Regions from separate parts of the Homo sapiens genome. Here all the other regions are linked to region 2. A link is an interaction called in ENCODE POLR2A ChIA-PET data of the cell type or tissue named here. Cell type or tissue: K562. All regions are shown on one strand. Each heading gives the region's core, and the rest is flanking DNA. Links, peaks and the distances in the headings are about the cores only.

The links. ChIA-PET counts read pairs that join two places held together with the same protein. Peaks named below come from ENCODE experiments on the same cell type or tissue, not always from the same donor. Only the 100,000 strongest peaks of a DNase experiment are listed, where the experiment ranks them.
Region 1: POLR2A ChIA-PET joins it to region 2 with 6 read pairs; 1 of 35 experiments calls an interaction of 5 or more read pairs at or near these places.
Region 3: POLR2A ChIA-PET joins it to region 2 with 5 read pairs; 2 of 35 experiments call an interaction of 5 or more read pairs at or near these places.

What each region holds. Positions count from the first base shown.
Region 1 is chr7:139,779,877-139,787,433 of GRCh38, forward strand. It overlaps a transcript of TBXAS1 not described here. Among named protein-coding and RNA genes, the nearest start is that of HIPK2, 5.7 kb to the left of the region's middle. In K562, for the core only: no CTCF peak of the experiment used is centred there; a DNase peak (open chromatin) is centred at 3,965; H3K27me3 peaks cover 1,406 bases.
Region 2 is chr7:139,972,962-139,980,518 of GRCh38, forward strand. All of the region lies in intron 9 of TBXAS1 (thromboxane A synthase 1), which reads left to right. Among named protein-coding and RNA genes, the nearest start is that of PARP12, 86 kb to the right of the region's middle. In K562, for the core only: a CTCF peak has its summit at 4,495; DNase peaks (open chromatin) are centred at 3,288, 3,760, 4,145 and 4,629; H3K4me3 peaks cover 1,626 bases.
Region 3 is chr7:140,242,115-140,249,671 of GRCh38, forward strand. All of the region lies in intron 1 of LOC107986854 (a long non-coding RNA gene), which reads left to right. Among named protein-coding and RNA genes, the nearest start is that of KDM7A-DT, 69 kb to the left of the region's middle. RefSeq lists a silencer at 1,315-1,609. In K562, for the core only: no CTCF peak of the experiment used is centred there; a DNase peak (open chromatin) is centred at 3,827.

The DNA.
Region 1 (7,557 bases), core at 2,063-6,062, 190 kb before region 2:
ACCCATCTCTGTCACTGTGCCTTTGCCCAAGCGGTCACTTTCCCACCCACTTTCCCAGAGGGGTACCTTCTCCATCTTCTCTCTTTAAGCAGATTCTACCTGTGCCTGGCTCACCTCCTCCACAAAACAGCCCGAGATAGCGTGGGAGTAAGTCAGACCTAGGTTCAAATCCTAGCTCTTCCACTTAACTATGTGATCTTGGTCAAAATGCTTAACCTCTCTGAGCCTCAGTGTCTGTATTTTGATTATGAGAAGGAGAACAATAGTAATGTTCTCCTTTTGCATCTGTAAATCTCTATCATAGCCTTCACCACACAGGTATGTAACTCCCTGTTAATACATACCCTACATGCATGTCTCTCTGCCCCTTTCTAGTGCTGGCCATTAGAACTTGCTGCCATAATGGCAGTGTAGCTACTTATGTCTGTGGAGCACATGAAATGTGGCTAGTATGACTGAGGAACTGAATTTTTAATTTTAATAACCATGGGTGGTTAGTGGCTACCATTTTGGACAAGGTGTCTCTAGACTGTAAGCTCAGTAAGGACAGAAACCATGTTTTTCTTGTTTTGGATTGTATGTCCAATAACTGCATTGCCTAACGCATGGTGAGTACTGCACACATATTTGTTGAATGGATGATAGCTGCAATTTGTTGCATGCTCCCTTGTGTCCAGCACAACACTACAAACTCGATAAAAGGCATTTCATATAGTCCTCATCACAGCCTCTGAGGCTGGGTTAGATTAGAGAGAGAGTTTTATATAGAGGGCAGACACATAGTAGGGGTTCAATAAAAGTTATTATTATTCTAACTCCTCCCTCTGACCAGCCCCACTGACTTTTGTCTCATCTTTCCTTAGGCTCACAGAACATTTCCTGCCTGTTGCTCACACTCTGTTGTCCACAGCATACCCGCACCCTAGATGGCTGACTCTTGTCTTCTGTGTAGGTACCCTGTGTTCATAACTGGATTGGCAGCGTCTTGGAGCAAGGCCCTGCTTTATAGGACTGCCCCTGAATTCAGCACTGACCAGTGTTCAGTAACTGCCTCTAAGTCCATCCCAGCTGCTGTCTAGCAGTGAGTGATTCTAGGCAGTCTTAAAATGAATATCACTTGTGTCAACCGAAAACATTTTACAGGTAGTCTCCTCCCCATAAGAAGGGAACAATCTTGGGCAAGGAAATAGAGTCCCATGGAAGGGGAACAAGATGGAGCCATACAGACAGAGGTCCACCTTCTCTTCAGACCACCATGACTGAAGCTGTATCCATGAGATGCAAAACATGCATTCAATTGAGCTAGCGAAGTTCGTATGATATAACGGAAAAATATTCTTGAAATGAGCTTAGATTTTCCTTCATGAATTGGCAGACTGAGTATACTAATTGTCTCCTTTCCTTCCGGTGACTGCAGTCAAGTGGCAGCAAGGTATAAACCTAACAGTGAAATGTCACTGAAGGAGAGCATGGGAGCTGGGAGGAGAGAGGATCTGTGACAGAACCTGGGGAGTACCAGTATTTGAGACATGGGAAGAGGAAAAAGAGCTCCCCATGGACAAGAGGGCAGAGAAGTTGGAGGACAGCCAGGACGGGGGATTCCTCAACATCCCAGCAAGGTCAACAGTGCTGCATGCTATTGAGAGGCCCACGTCAGATGAAAGCAGAAAAGCAGCTGGGTGCTGTGGCTCACGCCTGTAATCCCAGCACTTTGGGAGGCTGAGGCAGGCAGATCACCTGAGGTCAAGAGTTTGAGACCAGCCTGGCCAACATGATGAAACTCCATCTCTACTAAAAACACAAAAAAAATTAGCCAGACGTGGCGGTGGGCACCTGTAATCCCAGCTACTTGGGAGGCTGAGATAGGATAATCGCTTGAACCCAGGAGGCAGAGGTTGCAGTGAGCCGAGTTCTAGTGCCATTGCACTCTAGCCTAGGCAACAAGAGCTAAATTCCATCTCAAAAAAAAAAAAAAAAAAAAAAAGGCAGAAAGGCATCAATTGGATTTAGCAACAAGAGTTGCATTAGTGACTTTGGTGAAACTAGTTTGGAGGGAAATACAGGTTTCTTAAATTCTACCTGAATATGTGTCCTGTTTTATGGGTGGAGATAGTAGAAGGATGGGGAGGGCTAAGGAGGTACCAGAAAAGAGCACCAGAGATTGCTCCAAGCAGAGAGGGCCTTACCAGTCATGGGCCTGAGACAATGAGAGGGGTCTGGGAGCTGTCCCATTTGGCTAGAGATAGTGTGCATTGTATTTTATTTATTTAATAAGCACATTAGCAGTCAGTGTTCTAAGGAGTTTAATCAATCATTTAAAAAAATCACTTTTTTTTTTTTTTAACAGTACATGGAACTCTAGGTTGCCAAAATACCATTTAACTTCAGGGTGCATTGAAGAACAATAATAAAGGCAAGAAAACTGGAAAGGATTTAGTAACCATTTATACCAGTTACCTCTCCTTAATTTGCCTTTCTACAAAATGGTGCAAGTCATATCTTTCTCAGGAGTTGGTAGAGTGAACATGGGGGAGCTTTGACCTCATTTCAAGTTCATTTTGCTTACAGGACATGGAACAAAGGGTCTTTTTTTTTTCATGTATGCCTATAGTTGTGAAACTGCACAACATCACAATATCTTCAAGGCCACAGGATAGAGATAACCCTCTTTTTGGTGTATGCATTTAGGTGTGTATGTCTCTCTTACTCTCAGGGTATTCTTAGCATGATGTCTGTGTGGCTTGTATCTTATTCTCACTTGGTGTGTGTTGCTCTTATTTTCCTGACAGCTCTTTATTTTCCATGTGTGAGCCTGTGCCTGTGGTTTATCTCTGGAGGATGTGCCTGAGGGAGGTAGGTCACTATCTCAAGTTCTGTCTTTTGATATCACACCTCTCTTTTGGTCTCTTGCTGTATCTCTATTTTCCTCTCTTTCTGACTGTGTGTCTAATTTTCTTTTTCTCTGTATCTTTCTATCTTTTCCACACATTCTTTATTTCTTCTTCCTCTCCCTTTATTTTAATTCTGTTTCTTAACAAGTCATAATAGAGACCTATTTTTGTTTGGATTATTCTTAAGAAATTACCTTGTCTTTCTGCTTTAAACCTTTGATCGGTTTCAATGATACAGTTTGTAACAGAGTAGTATTTAATAACAAAACTCTTTAACTGAAAGCTTCAGTAACAAGACATTACACTCACAGAGAATTTAAAAGAGTAGACATTTCATTCAAATGAGGAACAATAGAGCTGTGGCTTTAAGGGCAAAGGGGAGAGCGAGGCTTGGCAGGGTGAAGGGAATCTGATTGTGGAAATGGCAGTCTTGGAGAAATTACACTGGCAAAATCAGGGGAATAGGGAAACATCATTCATTTTTCTGCTTTTGCTCCTAGAAGAAAAATGATCAGACACCTGAACAGGGGTGCAGGAAAAGCAAAGCGATGCCATAAGAGCATTGAGCAGAAAGGAAATATGGCAAAAAAAAAAAAAATGCAATCAGCCTATGAATGAAAAGAAGCTGTAATGTAGATGCACAGAAGGTAGGGCGATTTTGTTGGAGGTTGCGGGAATGGCAGATTAGGATGGATTTGCACATGAGAAGCAGTTCAGAGAAGCAACCCAACCCTGCAGAGAAATTTCTGTGATTATGGGAGGTAGGTAATAGCTTGGTTTTCCTGACCTGCAGTCCAGGCTGAACTTGGACAGACTAGGTAGAAATGGTGCAGAAAGAAGCTTGGGGTGGAGGCAGAAATAAAGGTAGACTGAGGAGAGCTCTTTTAAAAGCCTGCAGGTCCTGTTAAGCCTACCTCAGCCATGAATCAGTGGACCTGTGCATTTCTGTACAGTGTGAAGTTTCAATTGTAAGGTTTCCTCCCACTGACATGAAAGAGCTTGCTCCTATCTGGCAACCCCTGGAGGGGCTTGACTGTCACGGCAGAGGGCAGTTAGGACTGACTCTTTGCTCTGAGGTTGCCAGTGGCTTCTTAGATTGCAAATCGCATGCCCTTTCTTAGCCCCTCCCCTGCTTGATCTCTAAGCAAACATGAGTTAGTTAGACACTGTTAATCACCTCACTCTTCTTGAATCACTCCCCTCCCTTCACATCCTTCACATGCATGCTTGTTTAGTTTTTTTTGTTTTTTTTTTTTTTGTATTTTTTCCCAAAATTCCTAGTCCTTCCTCCTTTCACATGCTTGTTTAGGTTTTTGTTTTTGTTTTTGTTTTCAATACTCCTAGCCTGCCTTCCTGCCTTCCTGCCTGCCTGCCTGCCTGCCTTCCCCCTTCCCTCCCTCCCTCCCTTCTTTCTCTTTCTTTCTTTCCTTCTTTCGTTTGTTCTTTCTTTCATTCTTTCTCTCTCTCTCTCTCTTCCTTCCTTCCTTCCTTCCTTTCTTTCTTCCTTTCTTTTTTTCCTGAGAAAATCAATTCATCAAATGTTCAGCTACAGCTTACTATGTGCTAGATTCTGTAGCAGGACCTGGGAGTATAAAAGGGAATAAGCCATAGCCCTGGCTTTCAAGGAGCTCAAGTTCAAAGAAAAACCACCAAGCAAGGAGCATGATACAATATAATGAGTGCAGCAGTAAAAAGGATGCACATGGTCAAAAGATAGTACAGAGGGACAAATGGCAAGGAGTGTGTTTGGGGCAGGGGAGGTGGCACGTCTGTGCCTGGCACTGCGAGTTCTGGCAGGTGACAGCAAATAGGATAGAAAGATATGAATGTCTAGGATATGTAAGAAATTATAATATTGCTAAACATGCAAAGCAAGGCCGAGACAGTGGTCAGGAATGACGCTGGAGATTGTATGCCAAGCTGAAGAACTTATACTTTATTCTGAATGCACCAGATGTGGGGAAAAATGAATTCAATTTTGAACATGTTGAGTCTAAAGTACCTATGAGATATTCAGATAGGGATGCTCAGTTGCCAGGTGGGTGTACAGGACTGGAGCTCAGCCAAGGGTTTTTAATAGGAGATAGAGATTGTTTTGAGTCATCAGTAAGTGTATAATGCGTGGCTGATCCATAGGAGGTGAGATCACACAGGGAGAGGTTACATGGCAGCATTTCTCAAAGTGTGGTCCTTGGGCTGCCTGCATCGAAGGGGCTTTCTAAGGATGCAGACTCCTCAGGCAGAACCCCAAACCCACTGACTCAGGAATCTCTGGGGGTGGCACCTGGAAATCTGCATTTTGAATTTACTCCCTAGGGGATACATTTACACAAAGCAGTTCCATAACTACAGGTGTGGAGAGAGAGGCTAAGAGGCTAAAGGAGGGAACTAAGAAGAGAGAGACCTGATCATTTAGGGGCCGTGTCCTTCTCCCTTCACCCTGTTTCTTGATGGACTGGACCTAAGCTCTCTTCTGTTCCCTTTCTGCTTGTTCTCTTGGCAAGCTGATCTCTAGATCTCTGAGGCTGGTATTTGAATTGACATAGTCTCATTAGCTCTTGTCCCACATTTCCACCTGCTTTCCAGACACTGCTACCAAATGGAACTCATCTCCTCCCAAACCTCCTTCTGGTAAACAATAACCACCTCCTAGTCCTTCAGCTCCAGCCATTGCAGGTCAACTGCCAGGACCCATTGTTTCGTTGTTGTTGTTGTTGTTGTTTTTTGTGTGATAGCTTTTCACATTCTTCCATTCCTCTTCCTTTCTACTGCCAGTACCTGATTGAGCCTATCCCTACCTCCTCCTTGGACTGCTGCGCTATTTTTTTAACAGATGTCCCTGACTCCAGTCTCTCCCTCGTCTTTAATTCACATAACTGATTGTTGACAACATTGGCTTCCTGCGCACTGCATACCATTGCTCAGAGATGTTCGGAGTCACCATATTACTGCACAACAACCTTCATCACCTTAACCTGACACCTAAATCCCATCATGATCTGCCCAAAATCCCCTTCCCAATCTCATCTCCCACTCTTGCATCTCGTGCATCCTAAGCAATAGCTGCACAGCTTTGTCTTTGTACATGCCAGCCTCTGCCCAGAGTGTCCTGAACTCCACGTCTTCCCCATCCTTTAAGACCCAGTTCACATGCTATTTCCTTCATGAAGCCTTTCCTATTCCCCAGCCCACATCCCCAGAGGTCATTTATCCTTTATTCTCCCCAAAGCATATTTTAGGTCTGTTTCTGCTGCATTCATTTTTTCCTATCTAGTATTAGAGGGTTTTTTTTTTGTTTGTTTGTTTTTTGTTTTTTTAATGTCTCGCCTTTCCCTCTATGGGAGCAATGAAAGAGGGACTGACCATCAGGAACATTAGGTCCATCACTTTTAACTGGATGATGATAAGGGAAATGATTTCATTTCTCTGCACCTCAGTTTTCTCATCTATAGAGTGAGATAATAATGTCTGCCTCATCAGTAGAAATTATTCATGTGAAGGAAGGGGAAGATAAACTATACAAGGCAACAAAACACCGTAGTGTCAGGTATGAAGGAGACACTTAATAAATCTGTACTGAATCCATGAGAAAGGGTATACTTCTAGACAGCTTTGAACCGTTCTGGGAATATAATAATTAAGTGATAGAATGCAAGGAAGAATTTAGTTTTGGGATTACCTGTTTTTATTTTAGTGAAAAGTTTCACAGATAGACCTTTTACTTCCAACAACTTCAAGGCTTAATTTTATTTTTTAAGCCTAGGGTTCTTTTTTCTTTCTTTCTTTTTATTTTATTTTTTCATATAATCCTGAAGCTTTTCACTCTATGTGGAAGACACACGTGGTTGCCTGCTGCCTATCTCTGGTGCCTTCTTCCTCAGTTGTAGAACTCTGATTTTATTTAGGCAGTACTGTACCTGCCCAAGAAAGTAAATTATGATTGGTTTAAGTCAGTTGCAGCAAATCAGTCATGTTTCCAGTGGTGGTCATGTGGCCCAATGAGATAAAAGGTAAAACTTGGAGACTTCTGAGAAAGTGTCTCCTTTCTCATAAAGGTGTGTTCCATGGGAAGAGGTGGTCCATTTCCTTTCCCTCTTTTCAGCCATATCCTAGTAGGATGGGATGCTTTAGGTGGGATCAATTAGAGTGATGTCTTGCAAGTAAGGAAGTAAACTGGCTTTGGAACCACTGACCTCCAGCCTTATTGAGAGGAGAGCTGTCTTTATGAAGACACCTTTAGCAAGGATCCCATTACCTACAGCTAACAGCATCTTAGTCATTTTTAGGAAGAATTTAGTTTTGTGATTTCCTTATGTGTTTTATCACAGTCTGTGTATAGATCTTTTAAAAATAATTCAACAGCTTCAAAGTGTAAGTTAAGAAAAAAACAAATAATCTTTTGTCATAGAATTCTGAGGATTTTCGTTTGTATGTATGAGATGAATTTGAATTTTTAAAGAATTTCTTTTGGAATATGGCAATATCTTCAGCTTGCATTCCACTTGCCCTAGGTGGTACACTTCATCAACTTTCAGAAGCTGCTGATTGGTTTTGCTTATCTTTTCTTTAGGAGACATATACTGCCTGGACTGCCTGGCTGATGTGAGCTAGTTTGTCTGGTTGAGTTGGATGTTTAAATAGAAGGCAGAACAACAACAGGTAAGAT
Region 2 (7,557 bases), core at 1,569-5,568:
AGTAGATAAAGCCTGTGAGTTACTGCGCCCAGCGAGAAAGGGGTCGGTGGAGTCAAAGAGAGAAGGCACTGCGTGGGGAGATGGAGGCAGGTTGAAGGCAACACTTGGAGTCCCTATAGTCCTACAATTGCAGTGCAATTGCCCAGAAGATATCATGCTAAGAAAAGGAGGGAGCCTCAGCCCTCGGCCTCCGAGGAGACCTCTGGGGACATCTAGGGCAGCTTCCCATCCAGGACAGATATCTGAAAGATCATGAGGCTGGGCTTGAATCCTGCTGACAACAAGAAACTTACTACCTATGTCCCCTACCGCTGCTATGGTCCGCCTCCTCTGTCAGCTCATGGTATTTGAGCACCTACTAAATCAGCAAATTAATAGCTTCTGCCTGGGGGCTGCTTCCACACTCCACTAATAGCCAATCGCTGGGCATCTCAGAGCCGAGAGAGGAAGGAAAATTGGAAAATGAGTCTAGAATAAGGGGCCTTTCCAAAATGTGTGCTTATGGCCCAGACACTCCTTTAACCCTAGGTTTTCCAGAAAGTCTGTTTTGCCCCAGGACTGTGGACAGCATTATGGTTTGTTTGGTGAGCTTTCTTTTTTTTTTTTTTTTAGGTTGTATTTTATAACTGAATATGGCATGTGTGAAAATATCAGCTACCAGACTCTGTTAGTCCAGGCGTATGAATATTCCAGATCACAAGGGAGGTGTGACTCCCCTGTGAATTGCAATGCGGAAGGTTTATAAAGTTAATCATTTAGAAATCTGTCTTTAAAATTTAAATATTTAGATTGGGTCGCTAGGACACAAAAGGCAATTCCTGTTTCTCACTCACTTAATTTGATTTTTTTTTCTTTTGGTCGCACAAGTTGTTTTTCAAAGCCTCATTCCTCGAATGTTCCCTATAGGAGGAATGTAATTAAACTCCACTGGCCTCCCCCTGCTGGGACCAAACAGGGGCCAGAGCTGTAGGGAGCATAAAACAGATATCCTGCAAAAGAATCCTTATTATAAAGATGAGAAGAGAATCAACTTCCCTCTGGTTATGAACAAGAAGCTTTAGAAAGCCACCCAGGCTATTTTTGCAATGGGCTTAGTCTCCAAGACATTTTAATTAGTAATTTAAGACTGGAAGGAAGGGGATAAACTCCTCACCTCCCTGGCTATAGGCAAGAACTTCAACTGGATGAGTAACTGGTTCAAGTGGCTGAAAAGGAGGGAGGTCCAGAGGGAGGGTGGTTCCTTAAAATGAACCAACTTTTTCATGAAAATGGCATAGCTAGATATCCCGGCCCCCAGTCAGTCACTGTTTTTGCAGTCCCACTTCTTAAGGCAGTTCTCACCCCTCACCAGAGGCAGGCACTGCCTCTCTCTGGGACACTCGGCTGGCACCAGAGCAAAGAAGCTTGTGCTGAGGGATGGTTCCCCTCACACCGGGCCAACCTGGACTTCTCTCTGACCAAAGAGCATATGCCTCCCACCAAGCGAGAAGGTGGAAAGATCCTGGCAGGGAACCCCGAGACCTGGGTGCTAGCATCATCCCCGCCATGAGAGCACACGGGGCCCCTGAGCTGACACCTGCTGGCAATGTGACGTGGATCACTCACATAATCCCTTCCTTAGTTTTTCTGTCTGTAAAATGGGGATAGTAACATTGTGTAGCTCATAAGGTTGTCACCAAGATTAAACGAGTTAAGAATACACGTGCAATGTTTGAACAGCGCCAGCATTACGTACATATAGCTACTCTCATTCGCCTTTCTGTGACTCAGTTTCCTTATCTGTAAAAGAAAAAGGTTGGACTAGACCTCTTCTCCACTGTTATTGATGATGATGATGATAAATGAATGTTTCTGTGCCAGATCCTAAACTAAACAAAAGTTAACTTGATACTCACAATGGCTGTATGAAGTGGGAGTTATCACCATCCCCATTTCATCAGTGGGGAAAGAAAGGCTGGATTAGTCAGGGATCTCCAGAGGAACCGAACTAATAGGACAGAGACAGAAAGACATTCATTTTCAGGAATTGGCTCATGTAATTTATGGAGTTTGGCAAGTGTGAAGTCTGCAGGGCAGGCTGGCAGTTTGGACAACCAGGCAGGAGTCAATGCAACAGTCTAGACACAGAATTCTTTCTTCGCCAGAAAACCTCAGTTTTTGCTCTTACGGCCTTCAACCGATTGGATGAGGCACGCCCATATTATTGAGGATAATCTCCTCAAAGTCAGCTGATTTTAAGTGTTAACCATATCTACCGAAGACCTTCCCAGCAACCCTGGGATTCATGTTTGATTAAATAACTGCACACAATAGCCTAGCAAAGTTGACACAAAAGACTAACCAAGCTAAATAACTTGAGAACATAAGATAATACCCTAGGACAGGGCCTAGGTCGGATTGGCACTCACGTTTCCCGACTCCTTAGTCTGTATTCTTTTCAACCTTGTCTCTAATATTCCATGATTCCATGGTTCTGATGCCATTCCTCAGCGCTCTGCTGTTCTTGCCTGACCAAGTGGATCAATGGTGGCTCTGGCATTTCTATAAAGGGGATTTCAGGGCTGCCTGCTGGGGAGGGAGGCTTGAAGCTGTGTCTGCACTGCATCTTCACAGCACTGAGAAAATGCCAGTCATTCAGGAGGACAGGGCAGCCCTGTCCTCGCCACAGTGCCCGCATCTTCATTGGTTCACCTTTGCAGGTATCATCTGTGACCTGTCATCCAGGCTCTGAGCCCTGAGGATAATAAGTTTCCCTCGAAGGTCCTGGGTTTGTTGGAGCTTTTTCTCCCTCTTGCCATGTCCTTTTCACGGTCCATCCTCTGAGTTTGTGAATTATCTTTCTTCGTGGCCCATGTGGCACAAGATGAAGAGTGCATGGGCAGCTTCTCCCCTGACATCCCTACCTCCCTGACGCTTAACCCACATAGGGAAGAACATTCCTGAAACAGAGACGTCACCCAGGGTTGCTTTCTGCCACAGCAGGCACTCTGCTTCGTGCCTTTCTCACTTCCATTTGTAAATGATCTTGTCTCCTTCCTTGTAGAAAGCTTTTCAGCCATTCCAGGCTTTCTCTTTGGGTTCCATCCCTCTGGGATTTTCCACGAATTGCATTTCCTTGTAGTTCATTTTCATCATTTTCCTTGTTAGGGAAATGCACCTGAGACATTGGCATGCAGCCTGATTGCCCCCGGCCTCCCCTCTGCTCATTGCCAGAGCTACCTCTGCACAGAGGAGTCACTCTCCTCCCACTCCAGGGCCTCTGTCAGGGGCCAGGCTTGATGCTGTCACCAGCCAGCTCTTCACTGCTGCCCAGTGCCATATTCATATCCATTGAGACAAGTCCCTGGGAAATGGTTGGGAGCCGGGGGACAGCCCTGCATCCTGAGATCCTAAGATCAGGGAGGTTCTCCCTGCACTCCCAGCTGGAAGGAGACTGGATCGGCCACCCTCACCAAATTCCCAGATTCTCTGACTGAAGCAAGCCAGTCCTTGGTTTGAATGGGGAATCAACTCAGGGTTATAAAATAGACGCCAGCCTTCTTGTAGGTAGAATCTGACTTCAGACAGCAAAAGACTCTAAAACAGCTTAAATTCCTGTATATGCCTTCTCCTGTGCATGCCACCGGTCAGACCAAAGGCCACACGCCAATCAAGGCCCAAGATCAGCCAGGGGTGTTTCCATGTCCTCAAGAACTTTTACAAACTGTAGCTGATTGGGTTCCGCCCCTGGAGATTCGATTTAGTGGGTCTGGAGTGAGGCCTGGGCTTCTTAGAAGCCCCAGCGGATTCTAAAATGCAGCCAGGAGGAAGAACGTTGCCAGAATCCCATGAGGCACAGATGCAAATGTGCATAGTGACATTGGGTTGCATTATCAATGGCAGGACTGACTTTATAAACCTCCACATCCTTACTGGAGCTGCTGTTTGCTTTTTAGAAAAGTCCCTCATCAGATTATCAGGAAGTCGTGGGTTTTCCGTGATCATGCTGTGGTCAGATCCAGCCCAACCAGAGAGCCAAAAACAAAACAAACATACAAAACAAACAAACAAACAAACAAAACCCAAATCCCTGGCAAGCCCCACGAAATGACTGCTCTGATAACATTCAGCAGACAAGCCTGTTTGAAATCATCTCAGAATCATACCAGACCCAAACCCAAGAGGTCATCTGGTCTATGCATCGACTCTAGGAGGGTGTATTAGTCCGTTTTCACGCTGCTGATAAAGACACACCCGAGACTGGGCAATTTACAAAAGAAAGAGGTTTCATGGACTTACAGTTCCACATGGCTGGGGAGGCCTGACAATCATGGTGGAAGGCAAAGAGGAGCAAGTCACATCTTACGTGGATGGCGGCAGGCAAAGAGACAGCTTTTGCAGGGAAACTTCCTTTTTTAAAACCATCAGATCTCGTGAGACTTACTCACTATCACGAGAACAGCACGGGAAAGACTCGCCCCCATGATTCAATTACCGCCCACCAGTTTCCTCCCACAACACAAGGGAATTGTGGGAGTTAAAATTCAAGACGAGGTTTGGGTGAGGACACAGCCAAACCATATCAGAGGGTGAGGGGCTATTTCTCCATGTTACAGACAAGGCACGTGAAGCCTAGGGACGTTCCATCACAGGCCCACACCTTGTCTCAGAATTAAGAGGAAATGCTTCTGGCTGCCAGGGGTGGGGTGGGGTAGGATGCAGAGCCTCTCCCTCCACCACCACCTCCATCCTTTTCCCTTTCTCTGAAAATCTCATTTGATGATTCCCCAGCCTGGCTGCAAATTAAAGATTTGTAGACCTGAAAGATGCTACCGATGGTTATCAGCACCACCACCACCATCGTAACAGTAAACATTTATGGAGCGCCATAATTATTCATAATAATTTTTATGTGTTAAACAAATCTGACCTAGCTCTATAAAGAAATAGGCCCTGTTAACCAAAAATATTGGATAAATTAAAAGTCTCCTAGAAGCATCTGATGAAAGGATCTCAAGTTCCATAACACACGGACCATTCAGTGGTGTTGTTTCTGGGCTTGATTCACTGTGGGTCACTTGAACGATGTCGGGGGTATTGTCCACCTCCCAGTGCTCAGTCTGTGGCTTGTGGCCAGCTGTTCCTCTGTGGGGTCTATGTTGGCTGTGTTAAGGCCTGCTGCAGAAACATCTCATTTCTAGCATGTTTTTCTCAAGCAGTGATCCTGTGGGGTCAAGTCTTCAATATCAAATAATATTGATAATAATTATGATAGAAATAATAAGAGGCCAGGCACCGTGGCTCACATTTGTAATCCCAGCACTTTGGGAGGCAGAGTTCAGGTGGATCATTTGGGCCCAGGAGTTCGAGATCAGCCTGGTCAACATGGTGAAACCCAGTCTCTACTAAAAATACAACAATTAGCCGGGCATGGTGGTGCACACCTGTAATTCCAGCTACTCGGGAGGCTGAGGCAGGAGAATTGCTTGAAACCAGAAGGCAGAGGTTGCAGTTCGCTGAGATTGCACCACTGCACTCCAGCCTGGGTGACAGAGTGAGACTCTGTCTCAAAAAAAAAAAGAAAGAAAAAAGAAATAAAGAAGAATAATAAGAATTATCAGTCATTGAACACGCGCTCTGTTCTTGGTGCTCTTGGTGTTATTCCAGGCAATTCTAACACCAATTAGATATTTTCCCCTATTTTAAAGATTAAAGCAACTGGCGCAGTGGTTCACACCTGCAATCCCAGCACTTTGGGAGGCCAAGGTGGGAGGATCACTTGAGGCAGGGAGTTCAATACCAGCTTGGGCAATATAGTGAAACCCCTGCCTCTACAAAAAAAAAAAAAAAAAAAAAAATCAAAAATTAGCTGAGGCTGGTGGTGCGTGCTCGTACTCCCAGCTACTCAGGAGGCTGAGGTGGGAGGATTGCCTGAGGCCAGGAGTTGGAGGCTGCAGAGAGCTATGATGGTGCCACTGCACTCTAGCATGGGCGACAAAACAATAGTCTTGTCTCAAAAAAACTAAAAAAGACTAAAGTGAAATTGAAATTCAGAGAGTAAGTGACTTCAAGGTAGAGGCAGAAACAGAGGCTGGATTTGAATTCGATCCTCTGGCTCCAGAGCTCCTGGGAGTTATCTTGGGAATGACTGCAAGGTCTGAGGTAGATCGTTCCAGGAGCAGGTGCTTATATACAGTGGAATGGCACCCACTGGCACACCACTAGGAATTCTGTTTTCTTACCACCACCGGAGCCAGGTCTCTGTCACGGTGATGAGAAGTTCCCAAAGTCATTTCTCCTCTCTAGGGTGTCCCCTCTCTGTCTGCTGCCACTAAATCCCTAACGACATTAGAGCGAATAAATGGCATTTTTAACTTCAGCTTTAAGCAACAAAGAAATACTATTAAGTCAAGATGTGTCCATCTTTACCATAAAAAAAAACAAAAAACTTGCTTCAATAACCAATAAACAGATCAAACAACAGAAAAATAAATAGCAAAAGACTTCAGGGCTCGATGGCTCACACCTGTAATCCCAGCACTTTGGGAGGCGGAGGTGGGTGGATCACCTGAGGTCAGGAGTTTGAGACCAGCCTGACCAATACGGTGAAACCCGCCTCTACTAAAAATACAAAAATTAGCCAGGCTTGGTGGCGTGAGCCTGTAGTCCCAGCTACTCAGGAGGCTGAGATAGGAGAATTGCTTGAACCCAGGAAGCAGAGGTTGCAGTGAGCCAAGATTATGCCACTGCACTCCCCATTCTGGGCAACAGAGCAAGATTCCATCTCAATAATAATAATAATAATAATAATAATAATAATAATAATAAATAAATAGCAAAAGAAAGAAAAAACCCTCAGCTAAGAAGTATACTGTTGTGTTTTTTGGGGTTTTTTTTATGTAACATTTGACAAGTTTACATTTTCCTTGTCTGCCTTGGGTGCCTTAAAATAAAACTCTGTCAATATTTCCATGTAACATTGGGTTTTGCTTTTTTTTTTCCTCACGTAAAATCCACATATCAGGAATTCCTCTATTTATTCCGTCGCCTGGGTTTCTTTCCTTGGGAATAATTTATATGTCAAACCTGTCATTTATCGATTTATTGCTGTACCTAGCAGCATTTTTCTCCCTGCCCTCAAAATTTAGCTTAAAGACCACTTAATAAGGCCTGTGCGGGTCCTCAGACTCCAGAGATTTCTGCTGATATGAGCCATAATTTAGCAAAACAAATCCTGCTCATTGCGGGCATCTAAATGGTATCCTGTTAAATTTCCATACATGCTTTTCTTTTCTAAAGTTATGGCCTACAACTAGAAGAAGGGATGAAACATCACCCCTACCTCCACATCTTATTTCCTGTATCAAATTTCGAAGCCCTTGGAGATGCAAGGCGGGTTTCCCTAATGAGTTGAGAATCAATGCGAATCATCTGAAATGAGAGGTGGCCCGTGGGTGTAATCCATCCCTGCTGGTGCTCCAACTTGGTTACACATTTCCAGAAACCAGCACCTCCCTGTTGTCCATGTCTGGTCATCAGAGGCCTCTCTCCTCAGGTGGGATAACCAGAGACCAAGAA
Region 3 (7,557 bases), core at 2,063-6,062, 270 kb after region 2:
CCGGCCCAGCCCTGGAGACAGCCCTTATCAGCTGCCATCCCAGCTTCCTGTTTTTCAGTGGGCTGGGGACTGGGGCTGAAGGAACATCTGCTTCTGTTTATTCTTCCCCTTTATCTTAATGGGTTCCCTGAGATGGCTCCCTGGGCCACCTCTCACCACTGCTCTGCGTACTCAGGTAGGTAGTGCTCCCTGCCCTGGCTAAGACCCAGGAAGGGAAGGGGGAAGCATGGAGAGGCCAGAGACTTGGTGCCCTGGGATTAAAGCTAGTTACTAAACAGGTCTGGGACTTAAAACTGGACCCTAAAGTCAATGTAGAGAAGGGGAAAAAAGAATACAAGGCAAAAGACTGTCCTCCTAAGAGTGAAAGCAGGAAATGGGCAGGTTGCTGGGGGCAATCTTAGCTGCTAAGAGAAATATAATTACTTTTCAATTTCGGTTACACCTAGGCTAATAACCACAACTGGAAATTCTTGTTGGGAGAAGGAAGTTTTTTCTCATTAAGAGATAATAGAAAGTCATTCACCCTTGAACCTAGAACAGTCAACTTCAAACTGAAAGAACTTGACTCAGCTAGGGCCTCTGCTAGCCTGCAGTGCTTATCTGCACCTCTGTGCAGATTAGAAAAAGGTGCTCCTCTGTCCAAGCAGTCACAGCCCCCAGTTTGGCAAGTGTCCCCCTCCCTATCCCCTTCCCCAGCACCCTATGACAACGACAACTTGGCATAGTTACATTATCATAGCAGCTTTCTCTTCTCCCCTACTAACACTTTCATTACCCTGGACAGCTTAAGCTCTGAATGGACTGTCCCAGAAGCACAGAAAAGACTTGTAGGTGAGAAGCTGGAAGGGCATTCAACATTCCCTTGGTCCAAAGTCCCTGCTCCAATTCACTTCATGATAAGGCTTCTGGCTGAGTTGTAAGAAAGCTTTCTCCTCATATTCTGGGTCGATCAAGATCATTCTAAACTATGATTACTGGCAATTTAGAATTAATGAGAAAGGACAGAGCAAGACTCTGTCTCAAAAAAAAAAAAAAAAAAAAAAGGCAGACGCGGTGGCTCACATCTGTAATCCTAGCACTTTGAGAGGCCAAGGCAGGCAGATCACCTGAGGTCAGGAGTTCAAGACCAGCCTGGCTAACATGGCGAAACCCCATCTCTACTAAAACTACAAAAATTAGCTGGGCGTGGTGGCTCATGCTACTCAGGAGGCTGAGACAGGAGAATCGCTTGAACCAAGGAGGCAGAGATTGCAGTGAGCTGAGATCTTCCCACTGCACTCCAGCCTGGGCAACAGAGTGAGACTCTATCTCAAAAAAAAAAAAAAAAAAAAGGGAATTAATGAGAAAGTTTCCAGATTGTACTCAAGGATTTCTTTCCCTAAATTTTGCTTAATACCTGTTACCTTAAAGCATGGTTTTTGTTTTTAAAAATGTAGTATTATCAAGTTCAATGCTGCTTAAGGAGTTTTCTTCTTTTGTAGCCAAATTGTCAATAGATTATGGTGGTTCCAAGCTTGGGCTTTGTTATCAGAATGATTAGAGTTCCAATTGCTAGCTCCTCCTCTTGCCAGCTGAGAGGACCTGGGCAGTTTACTTAACTTCTCCACACCCTGATTTCCTCATCTATAAAATAGGGATAAGTAACATAACCTACTGTAAAGAATTAATGTGAATTAAATGAGGATGCATGGAAACGTGGCCCAGTGCACAGCACTTGATCAACAGTAGCTACTGTTAAGCTAATTTTAAATGGGTAAGGAATGTGATACCATTATTCTGTTTTCTTTCTTTTTTTTTTTTTTTTGAGACAGAGTCTTGCTCTGTCACCCAGGCTGGAGTGCAGTGGCACCATCTCAGCTCACCGCAACCTCCACCTCCTGGATTCAAACGATTCTCCATGCCTCAGCCTCCCAATTAGCTGGAACTACAGGCGCTGCCACCATGCCCGGCTAATTTTTGTATTTTTTTAGTAGCAATGGGATTTTGTCATGTTGGCCAGGCTGGTGGAATGTGATACCACTACTCTAGGTAATTGAGAGGATGACCATGTTTTCTGCCCCTTGGAAAAATGGTGGGTCCCCAATCTGGGGCAGGGAAAGTGAGCCTAGGACATCAAATTGTGCCAGAAGACAAAGAAGTGTTCCAAGACAGCAACCAGCTTGAAGGAAATTTTACTGGCCAAATTTAGTCAATCTGAACATCAAAATAAATACTCACTATAGTTGATAACACATTTTTTTTTTTTTGAGATGGAGTCTTGCTCTATCGCCCAAGCTGGAGTGCAGTGGCACGATCTCTGCTCGCTGCAACCTCCACTTCCCGGACTCAAGAGATTCTTCTGCCTCAACCTCCCAAGTAGCTGGGACTGCAGGCACGCGCCACCACGCCTGGCTAATTTTTGTATTTTTAGTAGAGATGGGGTTTCGCCATATTGGCCAGGCTTGTCTCAAACTCCTGACCGCCTCGGCCTCCCAAAGTGCTGGGATTACAGGCGTGAGCCACCATGCCCGGCCTGATTTTTAAAAATCAAGCCACAATTTTTAAAAATCTCTAGTGATCTTCAAAACAAGGAATAAAGGAAGGGAAATACCAGCTAATAAAACTGAAAGGAATGATAGAATTGGAAATCACTATTTGGCAACCCCCAATTAAATAAAGATTTTTGATGAAACCACTGGACAGAAGGTTATGGAAGAGCAAGATATTCACATCGGACTAAAGTATTACCTGCAGATGACTTGCAAATTACCAAAGGGAAAATTGCCCTTTGCAATGGAGACAGCTGGTGGTCATCACCTTACCAAAGTGATCAAACTCAGCCAGGCACAGTGGCTCATGCCTGTGATCCCACCACTTCTGGAGACTGAGACAGGAGGACTGCTTAAGGCCAGGAGTTCGAGACCAGCCTTGACAACATAGTGAGACTGTCTCTACCAAAAAATAAAAAATTAGCCAGGCATGAGTGGCACTTATCTGCAGTCCCAGCTACTAGGGAGGTTGAGGTGGGAGGATTGCTTGAGCCCAGGAGTTCAAGGCTGCAGTGAGCTATGATCATGCCACTGCACACCAGCCTAGGCAATAGAAAAAGACCCCATCTCCAAAAATAAAAATAACAACAACTAAGCATCGCTAATAGTGCAGCTATTATGCACTTATGCACTTTCTGATGTGATGTAATCTGAAATACTTAATACTACCAGCTATGAATTATTCCTGCCATATGTGATAAACATGAATCTGATCAAGCCTCATGACTTAATGGTGATAGAGGAACAAGTTTCACCAAAAGGATGAAAAGACAAATGCAAGGCCGGGCACGCTGGCTCACGCCTATAATCCCAGCACTTTGGGAGGCCGAGGCAGGTGGATCACCTGAGGTCGGGAGTTCAAGACCAGCCTGACCAACACAGAGAAACCCCGTCTCTACTTAAAATACAAAATTAGCCAGGCGTTGTGGTGTATGCCTGTAATGGCAGCTACTTGGGAGGCTGAGGCAGGAGAATCGCTTGAACCCAGGAGGCAGAGGTTGCAATGAGCCAAGATCACACCATTGCACTCCAGCCTGGGCAACAACAGCAAAACTCCATCTCAAAAAAAAGAAAAAAGAAAAAGAAAAGGAAAGGCGAGTGCACAGTGTGGAACGTACTATAAGACAACTAACCTGTAACAAAGGCTGTCTCCCTGACCAAACTTTAGTCAGACTCCTCTGAGCCTTCTTTTCAACTAGGCCTGGACCTTGGCCCCCATCTTGTCTTTGGTCTGCCCAGCCAGTCTTAGCAAAGAATCCTGCCAAGTCATCCCTCCACTCTTTGTATCTGATCAAGTACCTCACCCCGCTTCCTTGATGTCTAAGCCCTTAGCCTGTCTTTAGCAAGAATCCCTACGCTTGATGTCTCCCATTAGTAATTTCCCATCCACTGACCCCTCATCCTGCTCTTTGGCTGTGAATCCCCACTTGTCCTTGTACTTGGAGTTGAGCCAGATCGCGCACTCCCCTAGAGCAGCACTCCTATTGCAATAGTCTTGAATAAAGTCTTTCTTACTGTTTGAGAATAATTTTTTTCTTTAAAACCTGGACACATCAAGAAGTCATTTTTTAAGATGAATTCTTTTAGAATAAAAAAATTAGAGAGACATAATAATCAAATGCGTGTAAGATACTTTGATTGGATCCTGGATCAAAAAAAAAGGAAAAAAAAATCTATAAAAGATATTTTGAGAACAATTGGATATATTTGAGTATGGATTGGATATCATAAAATTATTGTTAATTTTCTTAGGTGTGCTAATGATATTGGTTATGGGGAGAATACGTGAGTCCCATTAAATGCCCACATTTAGGTAACACCTGTATTGAGGAGTTGTATTAGTTTCCTAGGGCTACGGTAATAAATTGCCACAAGCAGGATAGTTTGCAACACAGAAATTTGGTCTGTCACAATTCAAGTCCAAAATCAAGGGCTCGTGGGGCCATGCTCTGCCTGAAGGACTAGGGAGGAGTCTTCCTTGCCTCTTCCAGCCTCTGGTAGTTACTGGCAATCCTTGGCGTTCCTTGGTTGGTGACAACATAAACTTCAATCTCTGTCTCCACAGTCAGGTAGCCTTTTTCCCTGTGTGTCTCTCCGTGTCTTCAAATCTCTCTCTCCCTTATAAGGATGGCAGTTATTGGATGTAGGGCCCACTCTAATCCAGCATGACTTCATTTTGAGTACCTCTGCAAAGACCCTATTTACCACTAAGGTCACATTCAAGGTACCAGGGGCCAGGACGTCAACGTTTCTTTTATTGGGACACAGTGTAACCACAACGTGAATGAAGTGTCCTGATGTCTGAAATATACTTTCAAAGGTCTCGGTAAGAAATTCTGTAGACACAAAGAAGGAGAGGATAGAGAGAGAGGGAAAAAAACCTCAATGTAGTAAAATGTTAATTGTGGAATCTTTGTAGAAGGTATAGGAGTGGTTGCTGTATTCTTTCAACTTTTCTATAAGTTTGAATATTTTCAAAATAAAAGATTGAAGGAAAAGCATAGATTCCTGCTAATTCCCCCCTCCACAGCCCTGTTCTGTTTCCATATGTCTGGGGCAGGGCCCAAGAATATGTTTTTTTGTTTGTTTGTTTTTGAGACGGAGCCTCACTCTGTCACCCAGGCTAGGGTGCAGTGGCGCGATCTCGGCTCACTGCAACCTCCACCTCCCAGCTTGAAGCAACTCTCCTGCCTCAGCCTCCTAAATAGCTGGGATTACAGGTATGTGCCACCATACCTGGCTAATTTTTGTATTTTTAGTAGAGACAGGGTTTCACCATGTTGGTCAGGCTGGTTTCAAACTCCTGACCTCGTGATCTACCCACCTTGGCCTCCCAGTGTGCTGGGGTTACAGGCGTGAGCCACCAAGACTGCATCTCAAAAAAAAAAAAAAAAAAAAAAAAGTTTACTGAAGGAATGGACTCCACAGGATATCTAGATCTAAATGGAATCATTTTTCTCTGACAATAAAAGCTTTTTTGGTACATTTGTAAAGAGTGGCCCAGACAGGGAAAGAAAGAGCTCTGGCCTCCTGACAAGCTTGCTCAGATGGTCAAGCCTCATGCACTCGCCACCATCTGTAGAAGTACATCCTAGCCAGCTGTTCTGTTAACACATACTATAAAAGGCAAGGGCTCTGGGCTCTGCCATCAACTCAGTGTGGAGCCGCAGACACGTCTCCAAGGCCCTCTGTGGCTGCATTTCCTCCAATGGTTGTGAGCCACAGGGACTTGGTTACTAACAGTAGTTAAGATCCTGGGATTTGTAATATCTACTTTTATTTATTTTATTTTATTTTATTTTTTGAGACTGAGTCTCGCTCTGTCACCCAGGCTGGAGTGCAGTGGTGCGATCTTGGCTCACTGCAGCCTCTGTCTCCTGGGTTCAAGTGATTCTCATGCCTCAGCCTCCTGACTATCTGCGATTACAGGTGTTGCGCCACCACACCCAGTTAATTTTTTTTTGTATTTTAGTAGAGATGGGGTTTCACCATGTTGGCCAGGATGGTCTCAAACTCCTGACCTCAGGTGATCTGTCCACCTTGGCCTCTTAATGTGTTGGGATCACAGGTGTGAGCCACTGCGCCTGGCCGATCTACTTTTAAAAAATTATATTTGAGAAGATTTTAGATTATTCCAAAAATAATGTCACTTTAACTTATTTAGATATTCTTACTTGTGTAGGAGAGAAAAGGATGAGTTTACAGTGAGGAATTATGTGTAACCCTGGACTCCCAGGTGGGAGTAAGGGGCTTACATGATCATTGTCCTTCATTCAAAAGTGCAGAAAAAGGTGGGAATCGCTGCTCTGCAGTGTCTGATGGGGCATCATGTTTTTATTTACTCGTTTTTTTAGAGACCAAATTAGAGGCCTGGCACAGTGGCTCACACCTGTAATCCCAGAACTTTGAGAGGCTGAGGTGGACAGATCACTTGAGGCCAGAAGTTCGAGACCAGCCTGGCCAACAAGGCAAAACCCCATCTCTACAAAAAATTAAGAAATTAGTCAGTATGGTGGTTCATGTATGTAGTCCCAGCTACTCGGGAGGCTGGGGTGGGAAGATTGCTTAAGCCCAGGAGGTTGAGGCTGCAGTGAGCCATGATTGTGCCACTGCACTCCAGTCTGGGTGACAAAGCAAGACCCTGTCTCAAATAAATAAATAAATAAGATACTATAAGTAAAATGCCTACCGTGGTTTCTGGCATATTGTAAGTACTCAACAAATAATAGCCACTACTAGTTTAACTTCTTCCATAACTCAATAATGATCTTTCTTTAGTTACTGTTTTTATCAGATAACACATTTGCATTATTTGAAAAGTAAAATAATCTTTAAAATCTTAAAGCAAGCAATTCCTTCCCCACTATTCCCCCCCTTGATTTTCAGAAGCAGCCTCTTTTTAGCTTTCACCAGCTTCTCCAGTTTTCTCCGTTGCATTTATTATCTGTTGTCTTCCTTCTTTGGGAAACAAGGATTTAGCTATCATATATCTTCTCTTCCCCATCCTCCTAATTTGCTTGTGTTGCAATTTCTGGTTTAATCAGTAGCCAGTGTTTATTCTGACAATGCAGCCATTATTCACAGCTGAGCTGCGGAGTGTAACATGATTATATTTCCTATCTGGTACAAACTTTTTCTTGTTTTCCCTGAAGATAAATATTGCCTTATTTTCTATTTGTTCAACTGTCTATGTACCTATTGCTAATTCTTCTCCAGACTCTACTGGAAATGTGAATCTTTGCTCACTGTATTTAGACATAGCAGGTTGTCCTGGTTTCATGTGTTTTTCTAGGAGGCATCCTCAAGTCCTCCATCCCTATCCTCCTGCTCCCAACTCTGCTCTCTTCCCATTTCCTGGGCTTCAAGGCTTCCTCTTTATTTATTCCTTCATTTTCATGGAATATATCATCCTACAGTTTCCTAAGAAAGGCTGCTTGGGCTGGGTGTGGTGGCTCCCACCTGTAATCCCAGCACTTTGGGAGGCTGAGGTGGGTGGATCACTTGAGGCCAAGAGTTCAAGACCAGCCTG